2 separate regions of the Homo sapiens genome follow, and region 2 is linked to region 1. The links are chromatin loops, found by intact Hi-C in ENCODE. Cell type or tissue: endothelial cell of umbilical vein. All regions are shown on one strand.

What was found. Peaks named below come from ENCODE experiments on the same cell type or tissue, not always from the same donor. Only the 100,000 strongest peaks of a DNase experiment are listed, where the experiment ranks them.
Region 2: it touches region 1 in a loop (3-fold over the local background); 1 of 110 quality-filtered maps calls a loop at or near these places.

Annotation. Positions count from the first base shown.
Region 1 is chr6:126,828,978-126,833,977 of GRCh38, reverse strand. No RefSeq gene overlaps it. Among named protein-coding and RNA genes, the nearest start is that of RSPO3, 290 kb to the left of the region's middle. In endothelial cell of umbilical vein, no CTCF peak of the experiment used is centred here; a DNase peak (open chromatin) is centred at 2,347; H3K27ac peaks cover 1,453 bases.
Region 2 is chr6:126,913,684-126,918,683 of GRCh38, reverse strand. The region is part of intron 8 of LOC105377989 (a long non-coding RNA gene); the gene reads left to right. Among named protein-coding and RNA genes, the nearest start is that of RSPO3, 200 kb to the left of the region's middle. In endothelial cell of umbilical vein, no CTCF peak of the experiment used is centred here; DNase peaks (open chromatin) are centred at 2,103 and 3,853; H3K27ac peaks cover 2,530 bases.

The sequences.
Region 1 (5,000 bases):
TTATATGTTTGTAGAAATATACACCTATTTGACCCTTAAAAGCTCGGGATTGAAAAAGGAATATTGGAGTCAATTTTATAAAGTTAGTTCAGAAATGAATAGACGAAAAGTTAACCTTCCTTCTCATTCTCCTGCTCTAATACTCTATGAGCAAAAGTGAGAGCTGTTTCTGTTGAGTACATGGCTATCTGTAGTGTTTATTACACCTGGGGGCGTTCTAAAAAAATACTTGGAGGAATCGATTTAATTTTGATTTGAGGTTTGTTTTCCCTAATAAACTCTCTCCTTGCAGACAAGGGCAACGTCTTCTTGAAGATAGCAGTTGTTCTGTACCAGACTTACAAGAATTATTTTTTTCTCAAATTCTCATGATGAAAAATTTCAAACATTTAAAACATAAGGAAGAATATGTAATATAAAATATACTCTCATAACTACCATCATGATTCTACACTATTCTATTTTTTTCTCTCTCTCCCCTTCTTCCTTCACTACTTCCTTCCCCTTCTTCCATTCTTTTTTCCTTCTGTCTTTTTTCTATTATTCTCTGCTGAACCATTTGAAAGTAAGATGCAGCCATATTGAGATATCACCCCTAACTACTTCATTTCCTAAGAATAAAGATAGTTTCCTGCAAAAAAGAATGCTTATACACTGTTGGTGGGAGTATAAATTAGTTCAACCATCGTGCAAAACTGTGTGGAGATTCCTCAAAGACCTAAAAACAGAAATAGCATTCCATCCAGCAATCCTATTACTAGGTATACACCCAAAGGAATATAAATCATTCTATCATAAAAATGCATGCATACAAATGTTCATTGCAGCACTATTCACAATAGTGAAGACATGCAATCAACCTAAATGTCCATCAATGGCAGACTGGATAAAGAAAATGTATGACATATGCACCACGGAATACTATGCAGCCATAAAAACACATGAGATCACCAGGCACAGTGGCTCATGCCTATAAACCCAGCACTTTGGGAGACTGAGGTGGGCAGATCACAAGGTCAGGAGTTCAAGACCAGCCTGACCAATATGGTGAAACCCCATCTCTACTAAAACTACAAAAATTAGCTGGGCATGGTGGTGTGCACCTGTAGTCCCAGCTACCTGGGAGACTGAGGCAGGAGAATTGCTTGAATCTAGGAGGCAGAGGTTGCAGTGAGACGAGATTGCACCATTGCAATCCAGCCTGGGCAACAGAGCAAGACTCCATCTCAAAAAAAAAAAAAAAAAGAAAACTCATGAGATCATGTCCTTTGCTGGAACAAGAGTGGAGCTAGAGGCCATTATCCCTAGCAGACTAAGGGAGGAACAGAAAACCAAATACCACATGTTCTCATTTATAAGTGGGAGAGAAATGAAGAGAACAATGAACACATGCATCAGTAGATACTTGGGCCTATCAGAGGTTGAAGGGTGGGAGGAGGGAAGGGATCAGGAAAAATAACTAATAGGTACTAGGCTTAATACCTGGGTTCTGAAATAATCTGTACAACAAACCCCCATGACACAAGTTTACCTGCGTAACAAACTTGCACTTTTACCCTGAACTTAAAAGTTAAAAAAAGATATTCTCCTGCCTAACCACATTATCATGTCTACAAAAGTTAACATTATTTCTCTAATATAATATACAATTGGTCAATATTCAGATTTTCCCACCTGTCCTCAAGATATCTGATGGCTATTTTTAGAATTGGCATACAATCAATATTCTTATATTGCATTTAGTTTTCATGTCTCTTTTACCATACTATAACCTTTCTTACTTTTTTTTCCCATAATGTTGACTTTTTGAAGAAACCAGATCAGTTGTTTTCCCCCATGGATGCCATGGACTCTCCCGAATGCTTGTTGTGTGTGTTGTCCAGTCTTTGTAATTGTTCTTAGGGAAAAGGGTCACTGATATCAAGTCTTATAGTAGGAAATCATAGCATGAAAATAGCATTTGTATTTTAAAGGTAGAAATTTTTAACAAATAATTCTCTAATTCATGGAATTTGATTACCTAGATTTTGAAAAAAGAAAACTTTTGGCCAAGTAGTTTTGTAGCATTTTAGTGTACCCAGTATCTCCAACCCCTTTACACACTCAAAGTCTGTTTTCCTTTGGCTAGTTTAGAATAGAGTGAAATAGATGCACTTAGCATTGGTTAGTAACATCTACCCTCACATACCATTCCTGTGTTTCAAGTGGTTCTGTATTTCCTCCATGATTTAAAAAAATAAAATAAAACTAATAAAGGAAGAAAGGAAGAAAGCCATAGTAAATACGTAGTTATTGTTAGCTTAATGTACTTTACATTTTCAAAGCTTGACTCATAGTTTTGATGAGTTTCCTTTCTAAGACTGTTCTTTTAAATCAGATTCCCTCAATTTTGACGCTACGCAAGAACCCTCTAGTCTTGCGTTCTTGGTTCAGAGATCAAAACGTATATAACTACTGTTTATTAAAGTATTGGTTTTCACCCAACACCCCCAATTGAAGAAACTTTCTTTAGTTCCAGAGGGCTATTTTTCTAGTCCTATCTTTGTCTAGGCCTTTGTTGCCTGAGCAGATAAATGGCTGCTGCCGACAGTGCTATAAAAGAATCAGAGCCTGGGGCTCTTGTTATTTTTTAAAATAACAAGTTTAAAAATAACGAGTGAATCTTGTTATTTTTTAAAAATGCCTAGAGAATTATTTCAATTTCATTTTGCAGCTATAAGGTTGGTTATATGTATAGAAAAAGAGATCTTGTAACTCAAAGGATTTGGGATCTTAAACTTTTGTATTTGATTACATTTGAATGCAATTATGGAGGCTTGTAATATAATATTTTCTTTCTACTGGATGAAAATTACAGATATGTAATATGGGTTTAGTTACCTGATTGCACATTAACTCTAATACTTTCAGATAGCCTGCGGCATGGGCAAAAATAAAAAGGCTATGTTGTTTGGCTTGGAACGCAATCAGGTATATCATTGGTTAAATACACCGCCTGTGTCCTACAAAGATGCAGCTTTAATGTAGAAATGGTGCAATACGTATGGTTTGCTTTATATCTTAGAGACCATCTAAATATCCACAATAAGGAAAAAACAACCCATAATACATTTCAGGGTCCCAGTGGTTGTTAGGAAAATTTTGATTTGTGAGAATTTGTAAGTAGTATGTGATTAGATGATATGAAAATCCAGGCCTGTGACCTTTTCAGCTAAATCTTACAAGTTAGAGGATTCCCAGAGAGTGGGAATCCCTTGACTGCATATGGAAAAGAAAAATCCTGTCCCTGAATGGTCCTAAAATCACCTTCAGGACCAAAACTTAGAAACCTTAGAATTTAGGAATCTTAAAAATTTCCATGGTGGAAAAACAGGCTGTAGGAATTATAGTACAAGTTCAAATAATAAAGAAATGATAGTTGAAAAAAAGTACCTGAATGTGGGATTTTTAAAAAATCACTGGTAATTACTACAAACAATTAGGTTAGGTTTTTCAAGAAAGTAAATATTTAAGGGAAAAAGATGTCTCCTGTCTTCCAGGTACTCCAACCTGGGGAGACATACATAGGTCCACAGAAGAGCTAGTAAATAAGGGTGTAACCAAAGGACAAACACTTGACGATGGGAACATGGGCCGTGGATGTCAATTCCTTCTATATTCTAATACATTTTGATTTTACAGAATCTTAGCGGTTTTATAGCTCATTTCCCAAACCATTGTGCAGCAGCCAAACATTGGATTGGTACATTCTTATTTCCACCAATTATGTCGAGCTGAGTTTGAATTGAAGATTGGTTTATGTAAGCAATAGCAAGATTATTTACTGAACTTCAAAATCAGAAGTAAATGTATTCCTCTGCTCTTAAGTCTTTTTTTCCTTGTTTGATATTTGTTATTGTTTATCACCTACCTACAATGACTTGAAACTTATTTCTATGTGGTTTGAGGTTCTGGAGGTTACTTTTTATGAAGAGCATAGCATGGCATCACAGTAGAACCTAGACAATAGCTTGAGTCCTAAAGAAAGAGACGGTGGCATGTTGAATGCTCGGTCAGAATCCAAGAAAGACTCCACGGAACAGGAAGCTCTGGCAGGGAAAAGGCCCCTGTCACTCATTTTTCCTTATTGTCACTTATCTTCATATTCAGTTTTGCCTCTGCATTTTTATAAATACTATCTCACAAAAATATGGTATTAGACATACATATTTATCCTTTCAGCAAAAGACCAAACTTAACCATGTGAGTATAATTTCAATCTAAAAAGTAGGAGTATTTTTGTTTTATGTGAGATCTTAGAGTCCCAACTATAATCTTCATTCTTCTAGCACTTCTCTCCAAGGCCAAACAAGATTAAATGCAAAATCAGAAAACCCACATAGATATTTCCAGAATATCTATATATTTGGTTTGGCTATAACACCTATATTTACAAAAATAATTTATTTAGGAATAATCCTAATATTCCATACTTGTGAATAACACAACAAAATATTTGAGAACATCTGTAAACTAACTTTGAGTTTAAGAAAACTAGCTTAATATTTTACATACAATAATTGAAAATTATTTTTAAGTGGTTTAGCGAATATTGGAAACAAATGAAGCTTTAAATGAAAAAAATTGTCTTCTTAGCTCACTATGAATGTTCATATATTAGCATTTATTCAACCACACATTGTGCCAGAGGAAAACTGAAGAACGCTGAGGCATTTCTCACTATGGATTCAACAAATCTGAGAGCTCCAAAAGAGAAAGACAAGAACTAAACATCCTTTCGTCTAGACATTTACCTCAATATAATTTATACCATCATTAACTTTGCAACTAAGTTGCTGGAGCTGTTTCTTGAGTTATTTGATAGAGAAAGATATATTAAAGCAAATTCACCTTAACTTCTTGCTGACTTATGCACTAAAATTGTGTTTTTATTATATGACAAGAGGACAGCAAGGTCATGGAGCAGCACATGGGTTTCAACTATGAAGTTGCCTGATGTT
Region 2 (5,000 bases), 85 kb before region 1:
GACATCTATTTTTATCTCTTCCTATGAATATGACTAAGAAACTAACCAGATGTAAGGACAATAACAGCTGAATGTCTAATCTAATTGATTATAAGGTTTCCGTCGCTCTGGGGGTAGATGGTTATTAGAATGACATACCTTTGTTCTTAGCTTTTTATTCAGCCAAGATGTGAATAAAATATATGTGTTATGCTCATCAATTTTATGGATAGCAAATTAAAGAAAAAATGTGACTATTCTGGTTAATAATATTTTTAGGACTAAAAGAGTGAAAGACTGATTCTAATAAAATACATTTAAACAGCAATTAAATATGTAGAGAATGATAGAAATTAGGTATAGTAGGTAAATAGAAAGAATACAAAGTTGTAGAAAAAATTAAGCTGTATATGATTCAGTGTTAGTACCAAAAAAAAAAAAAAAGCCAATGCAAGGGTTGGTTACCTTAGTTAAAAATAATATATTTAGAATTAGATAATAACTTATTCTGCTTTATTTCTACTATTCACATTAGAAATATAATAGAGTTGGTCATCTGTATCTGAGGGTTCTGCACAATCCCCAATCAAAAATATTTTGTAAAAGTTGTAAAAAATAACATACAACAGTAAAGAATACACATAAAAATATGGCATAACAACTGTTACATAACATTTACTTTGTATTAGGTATTGCAAGTAATCTAGAGCTGATTTAAAGTATATGGGAGGTTGCGTGTAGGTTATATACAAATACTATATTATTTTATATAAGAGACTTAACCATTCACGGACTTTGGTATCCACAGGGATCCTAGAACCAATTTCCAAGTTGAGAAATAACTATTGAGTTGAGCTTTGGGTGACACATTTTATTAGTTTGGTGCAAAAGTAATTGCTGTTTTTACCGTTAAAAGTAATGTGCAGAACTAATTGCAGGTTTTGCCATAAAAAGCATTACTTTTAATGGCAAAAACCACAATTCTTTTTGAACCAAACTAATATAACATATACAGACAAATAGAACAAGCTCCAAGGATAGTTATTAGGGGAGGTACAGAGTGGGAAGCCACATCATATCAGGAAATGTGTATACTGTATCCCTTCCTTTACTGCATTTCAATGCTATCTAGCCACTCGTGTCTGCAATTAGATCCTCAGGAGAGATAAGTCATGGATTATTTTAGCCAAATACGTGTTTACTACTTTCTTCAAAACCTCTGTTTGCTTCCTAATCTCAGGACAATACTAAAATACATTAGGGGTGCCCTTTATTGCGATCACTTAAAGTAAAACTAGAGCCAGCCCCAAACAACCAGTTATATCTCCCTTCCCGATTGTTGTCCCTATGGCTCCTCTCATTCTCCAAATCCAAAGATTTTCTCTTAAGGACAAAGTTTTCTCAAGATGACTCTTCTAAAAGTGAAATAAAAAAAAAATAGAGCAACAGTGGGAGAAGCACCCACTCCCATCCAAAGTGGCACATTCATTCAGTGACTTGAGATATTTGAAGTAATATTGCTTGAAAAAACATATTTGATTAATTCTGAGGGTAAAACATGTACACAAATTGGAAGTAGTGGTGAAAGAGATTCTGGCTCAATATAAGAAAGAACTTGAGGGAAAGGACTCTTGTTTGCTGTATCTTTTCATGTACAGGCCTGGGACTGTACATGGCACACAGTAATTTCAACAAATATTTGGTGATGTGTTGAATGAATAATTAAATAAATAAATGACTCGGAAGAGGAAATAGGCTGTTTATGTCAATTATGGGGGATAATCAAGTAAATAATCAGATGTGATAGAGTTATATGCAACCGATTGTATATAACTCTATCACATCTGATTATTTACTTGATTATTCCCCATAATTAGCATTATATGTAGTTCAGGCATTAAATGGGCCTGAAATTATCTAAAAAATCTGAGAAAATTTGAGATTCTTCTGTAAGTTACTGTCCCTTCTTCTAACAATAACACTTCTAGCTTCTTTGTTATTTTGGTTCTGGACCAGATGTTCACTTAGATATAGTTTGCAGTCAGTTGTAAGTATTCACAGAATTTCTAATCTACAAACACCTTCCTGTGTTTTGTGTTCTGATGATGTCAGACATATAAAGCAAGTTTCCTGACTTACGCAGTTCATGATATATTTTATCAATATTTTAAGCCCAGATGCCATTTAGGTGATTAGATAGATCAAATAATAAAGCACATATTTTGCTACTTAATTCATCTGGGAAAAACCTGCCATGCCCTCTACTACTTTCCTTGCTCCAAGAAAAGTGATTGGGAAGAGAAAACATTTTGTGGTTAAACAGTCCTGGATATAAATTTCAGCTCAGCCATATTTCAGTTGTATAGCATAAGGCAAGCCACATTACTTTTCTAACTTAGTTTCCTTATCTATGAAATTGAATAAGAGTATATACCTTACATGATTTTTATGGATATTGAATGAGATGTTGCACTTTAAGTATCTATTACAATCCCTGGCCTACAGCAGACTATAGAAATGGCAAAGGCATTGCTGGTGGTGTTGATAATTATGGATAATTAAGTATTTATTTGCTTCTTCTCCTTCTGCGAAGAAGATCAATTCAATTGGTTTTATTGAAAAAAACAATCTCAAGGCATTGAGTATTTTTAGTATTTCTCCTGAGGTTTTATTAAACAGTTTAAACAAGCAGAAAAAATAGGTCATTTGCCCATAAACTGCCAAGATTTTCAGACTGTTGCCTGTTTTGGAAAGTCAGCATTCATTTCAACCATATTGAAATCATATGCTGAGCAAGTCTACAGTGAAAGGACAACCCAAAGTCATGCTAAGGAAAACAGTTTGGCCCACGTCCATCCAGCTGTAAATAAATTTGGATTTTTCTTGATAGACAGGAATCAGGTTTCTTTATTACTGTAGGGAAGAAGAGGTAGAAGCCATGAAAGAAGCTTATGTAAAATATTTACACAAGTCTTCTTTGATACGTTAATGAGCTAGATTCTTTGAAATGAAGCCTACTTTTGCCTTTACTACTTTCTTTATAAACATAATGAGCAAGAAACTTAGACCTGGAAAATCTTTCCTACTTGTCACTAATTTGGTTGCTTCAATTGAAGTATTATGCCAGTTTTAAGCAAAAGAAATGAAGACATCATTGTACAGCAATGCTTATTTTTCTGATTATCTGAAAATAATAAAGATCATGGTGCAATGGACCTGGGTAAGAAGACCATTATTGCCCATGAAGATGGCCAGAATGAATGAGGTTGGCTGGGCTGTACTCCCACTATGCTCCTAAACCTGAGCACTGGGGTTACCAGCAGGTTGGACATTTAGGTCCGTTGTCATTCAATGACACTGAGATTACATGGAATAAAAAAGCAAAAGATTTAGCTCTTTTGACTCTGAACTAAATGCTGTCCAGAGACTTTGAATGGTTGGCACTAAAAAAAATAATAATAATAATAATAAAACCTATTTTAAGTGAACTACCTTATGACATTCAATGCTGAAAAATGTAGTCAGGAGCTCAGCAAGACTCCAATAGGAGCTGTAAAACTGTAGTTATTGAAAAGTGCAAATATAGTATATCTTTCAAGTATTAAAAACAGACATTCTCCTTGGCAGCTGTCAGAAGAAATGTGTCTTAGCAAATTTCCTGACTGAACTAAAGCATTCAGCATTTACTTAAAGATTTTGAAGCTATGGCCCAAATTGTAATTAGCATACTTGTTACTGGCACTGAATTCCTTCTTTCCAGGAAACAGATGTAAGAGCAAAGCTGAAAGTGATAAAAATTTCATTCTTCATCACTATAGAAAATCATTCAATGATACTTTTTCATTTCTACTCTTGTCATTCACAGCACAATTTTTTAAACAATATTTCCTGTTCATGCACAAAAACAAGCAGCAGCTAAAGCCCTGAAAATGCATGCCTCCATACTGCTAAGATGGCAGGCAGCCCCTGATATACAATTTAATCTGTATCTTGAATGTTCTAATAACATGATCCTTTTGGCTGCAATGAACCAGCTGAAAAATTTGAATTGTTGATGTTGAGTTAACAGTCAGAGAAAACTCAACAGTGACCGACAGCCAGTGGGAAGAGTGATAAGATTTGACACTGGTCTAAGTCTAAGCAAAATATAATATTTTATTTCAGGTTCTTTAAAAAGCATAAACCTCTCAACTCAGGAGTTGTTTTGGGTTTACCCCAAGATAGACTGAGCAGCTGATGAAAGAGCCATTACATATCCAGTCACAAGAGGCTGCCTTCCTTTAACTGGCCAATGAGCGGCTGAGATCTTAGTCTGGCTGGCAGTGTTGGCTGTATTATTTGGTCAATCAACCATTACAGCTAAAGAGCTCAGTTGGCTAATTTTTTTGTTTTGATTTTATTGGACTTGATCAGCAGTTGGAATGAATGTACTAAGTCAGCTGGTTGTACCATTCGCTTTGACTCATTATCTAGGCTTCAGTGGAGTAAAAAACTACATGCAATTCATGGTAGACCAAGTAAATGTATGTGGATATCTATGCATACATAAAAGGACCTATCTCTACCTTTTAATGTTGTTTTATCTTTGAGTTGGGGTAGGAAATTTTGTAGCTTTTAAAACTTTATTTCTTTCTTACTGGCAGAGATATTTGCAATATTTTCATTCATGCATCATAACCATCATCATCACTATCATTATTCAGCTTAAACAGTCAAAAGTCCTAGAAAAAGAACAGGAAGATAAAAAATCTTTATTTGTATTTCTTCCCATATTAAGAAATCGGACAAACAGCTTTTTATCTTCCTAGCTGAATGGCATACTTTTGCTCTTGAACACATGGTATGTGTTGTTGTTAAACAGAAGAGTGTCTGGTAGCTTTCAATGAGAAATCTGTCAGCTTTTACAGTGGCTGAAATTACAGCTTGACCAAATTCTTTAGTGAATTTGTAGAAACTCCTTCTCTCTCTCTGCCTCTTTTCTCTTTTTTCCTTTTCTCTCCTCTTTCTCTGTCTTCCCCCCT